Linked DNA regions of Mus musculus: region 1 is linked to region 2. The links are chromatin loops, found by intact Hi-C in ENCODE. Cell type or tissue: gastrocnemius. All regions are shown on one strand.

Region 1 (5,000 bases), 1.1 Mb after region 2:
ATAAGTATATTGTTTGTAGATCTGAAAATGAAGACATGAAACTATTTAGAGAAAGAAAGGGGAATAAAGAAGATGGGGGAGAATAGGAAGGCCAATATGCAAACATGGTCCAAATAATGATATACCAATAAAAAAATCCGTGAGACTCGTTACTATGTACAATGAATATATTTTATCAAAACATCATACAACTGCAAACCTAGTGACAATAATATCTAAATATATTGTTAAAAATGTAATTCAAAGCTTTAAAAGTCCTGCAAGTAAATAACAGTGAGGCCTGCTTCGCACTCACCCTTCTCTAAACAAGGTCAGCAGTTACTCGAACAGTCCTGCGCTTCCATGCATACTATAACATCACCTCCAAGTCAGAAACTGACCAATCGGAAGAGAGCAGAAGGCATTATCAAAACATAGCGACATGAAATATCCAGAAGAACTGGGAACACGCTTATGAAAACATATTGCCACTCCTCTCACATGGGCCATATAAACATGCATGAGTAAATAAATAACTTATTTGCAAGGTAGATATTTGATGTCTACTGTACAGTTCTTTTCAGTTTTCTATTTGAAAGTTTTCATAATGAAATAGTATATAAAACCAGGCTTTCCAATCTCACCAGAGATATCATAAATAAAAAGAGCAGCTTAGAATTTAAATGGATAGTTTTTATGGTTACTCACAAGCCCAACAGATCTTCCTCACAGTGTATAACATTAAAACTAGAAACCTTCAAGTAGTCAGTGTTATCAGAATTGCTATATAAATTATTAAATATGAAAGCAATAAAAGTTTTACCTACCTTTGATGCAATTTTTTTAAATGAGCATGATTGATCTTTTACTTAAAAAACAAAGTCCTTGGGTGATTATAAAATTAAGAAAAATAAATATGTCAAAATTCTACTCTAACATACTTTCATTAGTTTTTGGCTCATGGCATCTTCTTTAAATAAGGTGTGTGTGTGTGTGTGTGTGTGTGTGTGTGTGTGTGTGTGTGTGTGTTTGTTAAATTATCAAATTATGTCCACATCTACAGTTATTAAAATTATTACTACATCTACAAATGATAAATAATTGGTAAGCTGCTTCTCAGGTATTGTTTGGAGTTATTGTTACTGAATAGAGGAGTAAATGATAAAAATAATGGCCTAGCTTCACTGATTACAAAGTCTCCTGCAGCTTCCACCTTGGGGGATCTCAGCTTATGCCAACCTGGTTCTGTGACCGCATTGTGTTTCCCTTCTTTCAAGACTTGATAACTCTGTGCTTGCTATATTATATTCCTGTAGTTCTACTCCCAAGTTTTGCTGACATGGTTACTAGTATTTAGAAGATTCTGACAGAAATGTCATTATGCTTCCTCCAACACAGAATATAAGATGATAAAGCAGATAAGCAAGTAGTGTTTCTGGTGATTGGTGGCTGCAGCTCACCACCTCAAAGAAGGCTTCTACACTGTCACTATGCTGGCTAGCAGCATTAGTTATTATAGCTTGTGGACCTCATTATCAGAGAAGCAACAGGTGCCTGCGGACAGGGGAGAACTCTTTCACCTTTTGGTTTTTGTTTTTTGATTTTTGATTTTTTTAAATTAGATATTCTCCATCAAAAAATGCTTTAGACAATGAATAGTATAGTCCTGGCACAATGTAGTACTGTTGTTCATCTGAACACAGCACAGTTCCTTCAGCAGTTTCTGTGATCCAGTCTTCCTGGATAATGCTGTTAAAAAGCAATGCTTTGTGCAATGAGCTATGATATCCACTGCAGCAATCAAAGCATAGCACAGGATTGTCTTTTTATATCTACAAAAAAGCTAACCAAATGGGATGAATAAAAAACGTGAAAGAGGAATAATATTAGAGTCAAAACCTTTCCAGTCCTTCCTTGATTTAATTTAGCACTAACACCTACTTTGAGTAGGTTCCTAATTTTTCTTGTGCTTTTGTGTTGTTCTATTACAGTAAATATGGAGTAGGAAAATTTTGTTAAGAGGAAAACTCTGAAGAGCAGTGATTGTAGTACTTGAAAGTGTAAAAATCAAAATGTTAATTGAATATAACTAGAGAATTGAAAATCCATTCCTAATCATGCAAAGAACTGAGAAGAACTCTTTTTCTTTCATTTTCTGAGTAGGTCACTCTGCTTCTGCGTGTCTTCTTCCTCAGCAGTCAGAGTTAGCATCCTTTTTCAGCACCGTTCACTCCATATTTGTCAACATCTTATCAGCCCTTTCCTACACATTAGGTTCCTTTCATGTGACAGAGCCATCTGCTGGTATCTGCTGTCACTGCAGTGTTGGAGTCAACCAGAAGATTCTGTCAACATCTGTTCACATTACTTTGCCAAAGGAGAGCTACGATGCATAGTATATCTTGTGATAGTAAAATAGGATACAGCCCACATAGAGACATATAGGAAATGATCACGCATAAGCTAAAGATTCTGTTTGCATCAAATGAGTTTTAAAATTACCTTTGGCGTTTCTGTTGAGAAAGGTAAGTGGCTCAGAGTGCTTGCTGTCTTTCCAGAGGACTCAAGTGCAGTTTCCAGCACCCAGCTGGGTGCTTCATAACCACCTGTATCCAGCTCCAGGAGATTTGATGCCCTTTTTCTGACCTCCACAGAAATCTGCATGCATGTGTACATAAAGACACAATCACACACACACACACACACACACACACGTAAAATAAAATAAATCTTAAAAAAAACATAAAATTACCTTTAGCAATACCTTCCATATTCCATAAAATTATTATATTTTCTTCTAAAGAAGTCACGTTAATTCACTTAAAATAGTACCAATTACTAATAATTTGTGCTGCTCAGAACATATATGCATGAAAGAATTTACGTAAGAGGAGGTACATATTATGAAATTAAAATGCATGCTTTTTCATCTATCTGTGTGTGTGGGGGGGAGTTTGTCATTCTGTCTGCATGTATTTAGAGTCTATTTTGTTCAAAGATATCGAACTATTGAAACCATTTGGCTGGTCATAGGTGTAGTTCTGTTCAAGACAGATGAAAAGCAAAAATAGATTTATGACTAAACAGTTTGTCTTCCTCAATCAAGTCACTTCATTTATATCATATGTATGAATAGTTCCCTATGTGGAAGAAAACTTAGTAGGTCTTTAATATCCTAGAGAAAGACTACTCCCTGCTTTGCCTTACCTTTTCCTCCCTCCCTCCCTCCCTCCCTCCCTCCCTCCCTCCCTCCCTCCCTCCCTTCCTTCCTTCCTTCTTTCCATCCTTTTATTACAATACCTGGCACTAAAACTAGGGCCTCAGCTGGGAACTCTGTACCACTAATCTCCATCCCAGCCTAAAATTGCTGATTTCACCAACAAATAAGTCAATGAACAATTGCTTGCTATTCTTCTCGGGATTGAAATGTCTTCTTAAGTTGTTACAAAATTATACTTCTCTTGGCAACAGTGACAATAACATCTATAAGGATCATTGTTTACTTAAAATGAGAAATGGGATTCTCTTACATTTTTAATTTATTTTTTTAATTTATTCGTGATGCCCATTGTTGTCGGTCTTTTCCGTTATTCACTGAAGCACAGATCTTCATATAACTTTAACTCATTTCAATTAAGTATCAGAATCTAAAATCCATTTCAATTAGTATCAGCTGCAGTTCACACAAGAGGTTCACTTTTCTGAATCCATGTATTTAATAACAGAGTAAGAATAAAGGAATAAGGTCAGTGCATTTGCATAATAGGAGATTCTCACATGAGACAGGGACATTTCTATGAATATGAATGACAGTTCATCATGTATCCAACGATATAGCTTTGATCCCCAAGATAAAAATTATGATATTTAGAAAAGGTGCTTCATAGAAGACCTTTTATAATTTTTATTTATTTTTATGTGCTTTAGTGTTTTTCCTGCTTGTATGTCTTCATAAGTGTCTCAGATCTTGTAGCTAGAGGCAGTTTGGGTGCTGGGAATTGACTCTGAGTCTTCTGGAAGAGCAGTTTCTTAACTGCTGAGCCATCTCTCCAGCCACATATGGAAGATTATTTTAAGAAACACAGTAGCTGTGACTTTGAGGCAGAGGAGAGGCCTTAGAGAATACCATGATGAGTGCCTGTGTGAGGTCACATTCCCATGCCACATTCGTGATGCCCATGAACCCTGCTATTCTCCACTGCCTACTTCAGAAGTCAGGGCTGGAGAGCCAATGCTTGCAAGAATATGGCTCTCCTGACTTAATACAATGAATAGCACCGAGCTGATTCAGAAAAGGAAAGCACCAGGTGATGCTAACCCCATCAGAAAGCTAGACCAATTTTTGCAATATGTGTCCTGGGTATACTATATAAACTCAGACTTAGCATTCTTTCTCAGTAGTCCTTTTTAGTCTACCTTCAGGTCTGCTATGCCGATATTACTAGAGTCCTATTAAAGGTTAGACTTTAAACCAGTGTGGTCCAAATTTAAAACTTGTGACGGTGCCCCCTTTATTTCATCAGCACACATTTTAAATACTACTGGAAACTTTTTCAATTTTGCTTCATTTAGTAAAGACTCAAAGTCTGATTGTGCCATTCCCCTAGCCAGCAGATGGCTCCATGGGGATTTATGTATTGCTGATCCCCTCTGATCCCCTCATCCCCTAGTGTTCTTTTGGGGGAAACCCCACCTTCATCCCGTTCCCTGAAGGTGATTCAGCTGTGAAGCCTTATCTACACAGATGTGGCGAACATCACAAAGTACAGCCATCGTGATTGTGACTACATGATGGGACACTGTGTTCTTTCTCCATGAGCCAGGCCTCACAGGAGCCCAGGTCTCTTCAGTGTTGTAACAGGTGCTCCCTAAAGCTCAATCCACTGCAATCTGCTTTCATGCAACAGCAGCAGCAGCAACAACAACAACAAACACAATAGCTTATTGAGGAAGATCCACCCACCAATTACCAATATCCTCTAAATAATGGTATATGTTGAAAGACCCACAATGTGAGGGCT
Region 2 (5,000 bases):
TTCTGGTCACAATAGCTAAAGAAAACGTAGAAGCATTCCAACACATACTATAAAAACAACTATCCTCCTTACATTCTACAACATCATCAAAATAACTACCATTATAAACTAAAAATACAAAAGGAGGCCAAATGCATACAGGCGTGGCTTTAAAGAATACATTTTTCCCATAAGCAAATTGAATAACAGAAGACTCAAATAATACAGATCCATTCCAATAAAAGCTAGTATTTCCCCATGCCCCACCCATCAACATATTCAAAGAAGAAAGATCTGTACAACTCCCACTTTATCCCACACAACAGCCATACATTAAAGGATTGCTTGCCCCTCTCTGGGCTGGATTTTGATACGTCCAATTAAACCCTGAAAACGTTTGATTATGACTGGTACTAATATAAGGGGAAAAGGTAAAATATTTTTTCACGGCCCACGCAGCTTTCCTGGACTGGCAGCCGGTCCATGGGGGAAGCGAATCTTGAATACCCCTACAAAAGGGGGCCCATCATAGATCTTCAGTCATCACTGCATGCAGCATCATCACCCCCAGAAGCAGCTTCATCAGGGCACCTCCGTTCATCTTGAACTACCCTCATCAATCACTCCGGAACCCACAGCGGCTGGCAATGATCCTGTGGAAAAACACAAACAGACCCTCTCGCCCAGACCAACACAGGATCGGGCCCATGCCATCGTCCACTCAGAACATCCTTCCACGTGACTGTGCCTTTGTAGGATGCCTCGGGATTGGCAAACCATTCCGCAGCAGTCAGATCATTTTTATCTTTATTCAAAAAATTCAAGGTAAGGAGAGCAATGGCTAATCTCTCCCTAGGAGGAGCGCCAGAGGCTACCCCCCTTTCTGTTTTATTAGGCACTCTTTCAGAGTGCGATGGGCTCTTTCAATGATGCCCTGACCCTGAGGATTGTAGGGTATACTGTGCACCAAGTGGACACCCATCATTTTACAAAAGGAAACAAAAGAAGCTGAAGTATAAGCAGGTCCATTATCAGTCTTAAGCTCTCTGAGCTGACCCCATGCACCCCATGCCTCAAAGCAATGGGCAATGACATGGTGTGCCTTTTCACCAGTATGTAGGGAGGCAAACAACACCCAAGAGGCTGTATTTACAGAAACATGAACAAATTGCAGTTTACCAAATTCTGAAAAATGAGTCATGTCCATTTGCCAAATGTGGAGGGGAAGCAGGCCGTGAAGGTTTACTCCCACACTCACCTGAGGCAATAGGGGGCCACAGGCTTTGCAAGCCGTAACAATATCTCTTGCCTCTGCTCTAGTAATATGAAATTGAGAAGAAAGTGTTTTGGAATTCACATGAAACTGTGAATGAAATCCAGGAGCCAGTTCTACAGGTTTCTGAATCAAAAAGGCAGAAGCAGCTCTAGCAGCTTTATCAACCAAATCATTGCCCTCTGCTAAAGGGCCAGGCAAACCTGTATGAGCTCCAATGTGTTGGACAAAAAATGGAGAACTTCTATTTAAAATTAAGGATTGCAATTTATTTAACAAATCCCCTATAGTGGATCGAAAATTCACCTTCCCCACCATTTCCATCACTGCTAGCGAATTAACCACATACTATCTGAAATTAAATTAAAAGATTCAGAATACAATTCAAAAACGTTTATAACAATGTGCAACTCAATAACTTGGGGAGAAGCAGGGGGAAACTGTAAAGTTACTGGCGTGGAGCCATGGACCAAATATGCTCCGCAGCCTGTCTTAGACCCATCTGTAAAAATTAAAGGGGCATCAGGCAATGGCACTCAAGAAGTAATTTGTGGAAAAACAACTGGATGAGCTTTAATCAGCTGCAAAATGGGATCCTTAGGGAAATGATTATCCATCTTTCCCATGAAGCTACATCTCAAAATTGCCCAATCATCAACAGTAGCTGATAATACTTCTATTTGCTTCATATTATATGGAACAATCAATTCCTGAGGGGGATTGCCAAAATATTGAATACATTGTTGTAGGCCAATCAAGGCCAATTGTGCTACCAAGGCAGGGCAATAAGACAAGATTTTTGCGGGTGAAATCTTGGGATGTATCCATAGCAAAGGGGCGCCCTGCCAGAGGATACCCTTTTTTGAGTACCCTTTTCAACCAAACTTAACGCTACGAGGGCAGAATCAGTAAGCTGCCGGGGAGAATTTAATTCTATATCTTCCGGTAAAATATTATATAATGGTTGTAATTGTTTGTTAGTTAGTCCCAAATAGGGACGTACCCACTGTATATCCCCCAATAGCTTTTGAAAATCATTCAATGTCCTCAAATTATCCCTCCGAATCTGAATTTTCTGGGGAGATACTTGACTATCAAAAATTTTAGTTCCTAAATAATTCACCATTTTTCCTTTCTGAACCTTTTCTGGGGCTACAACCAATTGCTTTTCTTTTAGTTTTTGGATCACTATACTATATGTGTGTGTAACTTTAATTGTCTCACTCCGAGAACCTCAATAGTCCCTAATCCGGGAACCTAATAGTCTCTAACCGAGAACTTGAATCATTCCACTTTCCTGGGAGCTTTCCAACTGGCTACTCTGACTGCGGAGAGTTCTGGACTCATCACATCCTCGTACGGGTTCCACCACTTGTCGCTACCGTCTCTGACCAGCAGAAAAGAAGCGACAAAACCGATGTCCTTCTCAAGGCAGTTTATTCAGGAACTTCACAAATGTGTAGGAAAAAGAATAATGCCACAACCTCTCTTGGCCATCCCCCTTTATCCCCTCCAGTCCACTCCCCCTCACCCCAGTCCACGTAGGCACAGTTCATTGGCTCAGGACTACATTCGTCACATCATCTGATCTTTGGTGCATCTGCGCAATGCAGCTCAAGGTACGTGGCTATCTTGAGGGATATGAGGAAGTCAGGTGCCAGTCATAAGACTTGGCAGCAGTCCCGGGCTCCATGTTGGAGCTGTGGCCACACCCGCTCCTCACAATGAAACATGGAAAGAAACTCAACAATTAGCCTAAATCTGACTATGGTTAGCCTAAATAGGAGTGTTTCTCTTTCCTGAAGTTAAAAAAATCCCACTTAACAACTATTTTTTTCTATTAAAAGCCAATTTGTTAACGATTTTTTAAACATTATATGTATATGTTTTTTGCTTTTGTTTTGTCTGTTTGTTTGTTTGCCTGTATGTATGTCTGTGCACCATGTTCATACAGTACCTGTAGAGGTCAGAAGAGGGCATTGGACTGGACAGTCAGATGGTTGTGAGCCACCATGTGGGTGATAGGTATAAAAGCTGGGTTCTTTGAAAGAGCAGCCAGTTTTCTTAACTGTTGAGCCACCTCTCTAATCTCTCGTTAACACCGTGAAAAGCTACTGTATCTTAGGCATCAGTGTTCCTATGTTCTTCTTCAAATTCTTTTATTCTTAGAAAACAACCATGGCAATTAAAAACGAACACAGTGCCCAGTCATCCTGGTATTTACTGTGTGCCAAGGTCCTGCTATGCGCTGAATGGACAACAATCCCTGAATTGGCTTTTACTTGAACTTTACCTATGACGATGAACTTGACTTTTGCGTACTTAAGAAAGAGACTTAGTTTTTATTAGGCTAAAGGGTGGTTACAGTAGTTAACACCAGGTGGCGCTAAAAGACTGGGCTTGGAAATAGAGTGCTTGGGCCTCTGCAGTACACTAGGATGAGAGATGTTCCTATTGAGAACAGAGTTAAAGAAAAGAAGGGCCAGCATCACCCTCGATTTTACATCACCACCACATGCCAAGGTCCATTCTCTCAAGTTTTCTCGGTGGTGAGTTCTCTGGAGAGCTGAAATTCTTCGTGTGTATACACAGTGATTTTCCTGGGGTGTCAAATGTCCCTAAAAATTATCCTGGTTTTTCTAAGAGAAAATGAAAACAAATCTCACTTGAAATTACATTAGGAATGGTCTGGTCTTTTCCCTCACCGCTTAGCTATGCAGGAACACAGAACACATCACCTGAAAAACCTTCTCATCAACTTGGGCTTTATTGATGAGCACAAGTCCCCTTGCTTAGGGATCTCCAGGATGCTCAGAAGGGTTTTTCTCTAGTGCTGGTACCAGGGGGCTAAAATCCTTCAACAGACACCACAGTTTAACACAGTAGAATCCTTCCACTGGCCTTCAAAGGCATGGCAGAGGTAAGAAGAGTGGAATAGAAAGCCCTGCCACTCAAAAAACGGAAATTCCAGGAGCTTGTGAAACACAAGTAACCAAAATCAAGGACTAGCACTCTTGGAAGGAATTAAGACACAGGGGAGGGCAGAGCTGTGCTAGAACTTATGCAGGGTCTATGGGAAGTGGCTTTGGCAATAGATGTGGGAAGAGGGATGTTTTAAAGGCATGTTCAGTGTTTTGTTACCAGCTCTTTCTTTTCTGAGTTTCAAATCTAATAAAAATTTAGGGCAGTAGTTGGACATATGATTTACATGAATCCCTCGCAAAATGGTTGCGGTCACTTCTTTATGAAAATAGTAGCATTATGGGGAATATTTTCTTTTTTTCTTTCTTTTTTCTCTTTTCCTCTCCACCCCTTCCAGGACAGGATCTCACCATATAGCCCAGGCTTTCGACTCATAATCCTCTTGCTTCAGCTTCCCAAATGCTGAGGTTTTAGGCATATGACATCATACCTGCCTCTACTATCTCATCATATAGCAGCCAGTTACCATTTTGGATTCCTTGATTTGACCCAGACATCAGACAGTGAATTTTCCTTGTGATCCCTGTTGACATAATAGTCATGCTTTTAGTCTGAGCCTGGAACTCTCCAGATACTCCAGGAACACTAGAGGCAGGAATTGGTCTATCATTCTTCATTTCAAGGTCCTCTTTTGGTCAAGGGAGAAATAGTGGGGAAGGCCAGCTGTTCCACAGATTTTGCTCAGTGGCAGCTACTTGGCTAATGTAATCTGAGGAAGTTGTTCTCTTAAGTCTTCTATGTATATTTTATTTATTTTAACATTTGG

Evidence for each region. A loop is a pair of places that touch in the nucleus more often than their neighbours do. Peaks named below come from ENCODE experiments on the same cell type or tissue, not always from the same donor. Only the 100,000 strongest peaks of a DNase experiment are listed, where the experiment ranks them.
Region 1: it touches region 2 in a loop (5-fold over the local background); 7 of 42 quality-filtered maps call a loop at or near these places.

What each region holds. Positions count from the first base shown.
Region 1 is chr13:19,131,758-19,136,757 of GRCm38, forward strand. All of the region lies in intron 17 of Amph (amphiphysin), which reads left to right. Among named protein-coding and RNA genes, the nearest start is that of Gm31887, 59 kb to the right of the region's middle. In gastrocnemius, a CTCF peak has its summit at 2,291 (motif pointing left); a DNase peak (open chromatin) is centred at 2,279.
Region 2 is chr13:18,053,785-18,058,784 of GRCm38, forward strand. No RefSeq gene overlaps it. Among named protein-coding and RNA genes, the nearest start is that of 4930448F12Rik, 44 kb to the right of the region's middle. In gastrocnemius, no CTCF peak of the experiment used is centred here; DNase peaks (open chromatin) are centred at 2,921 and 3,637.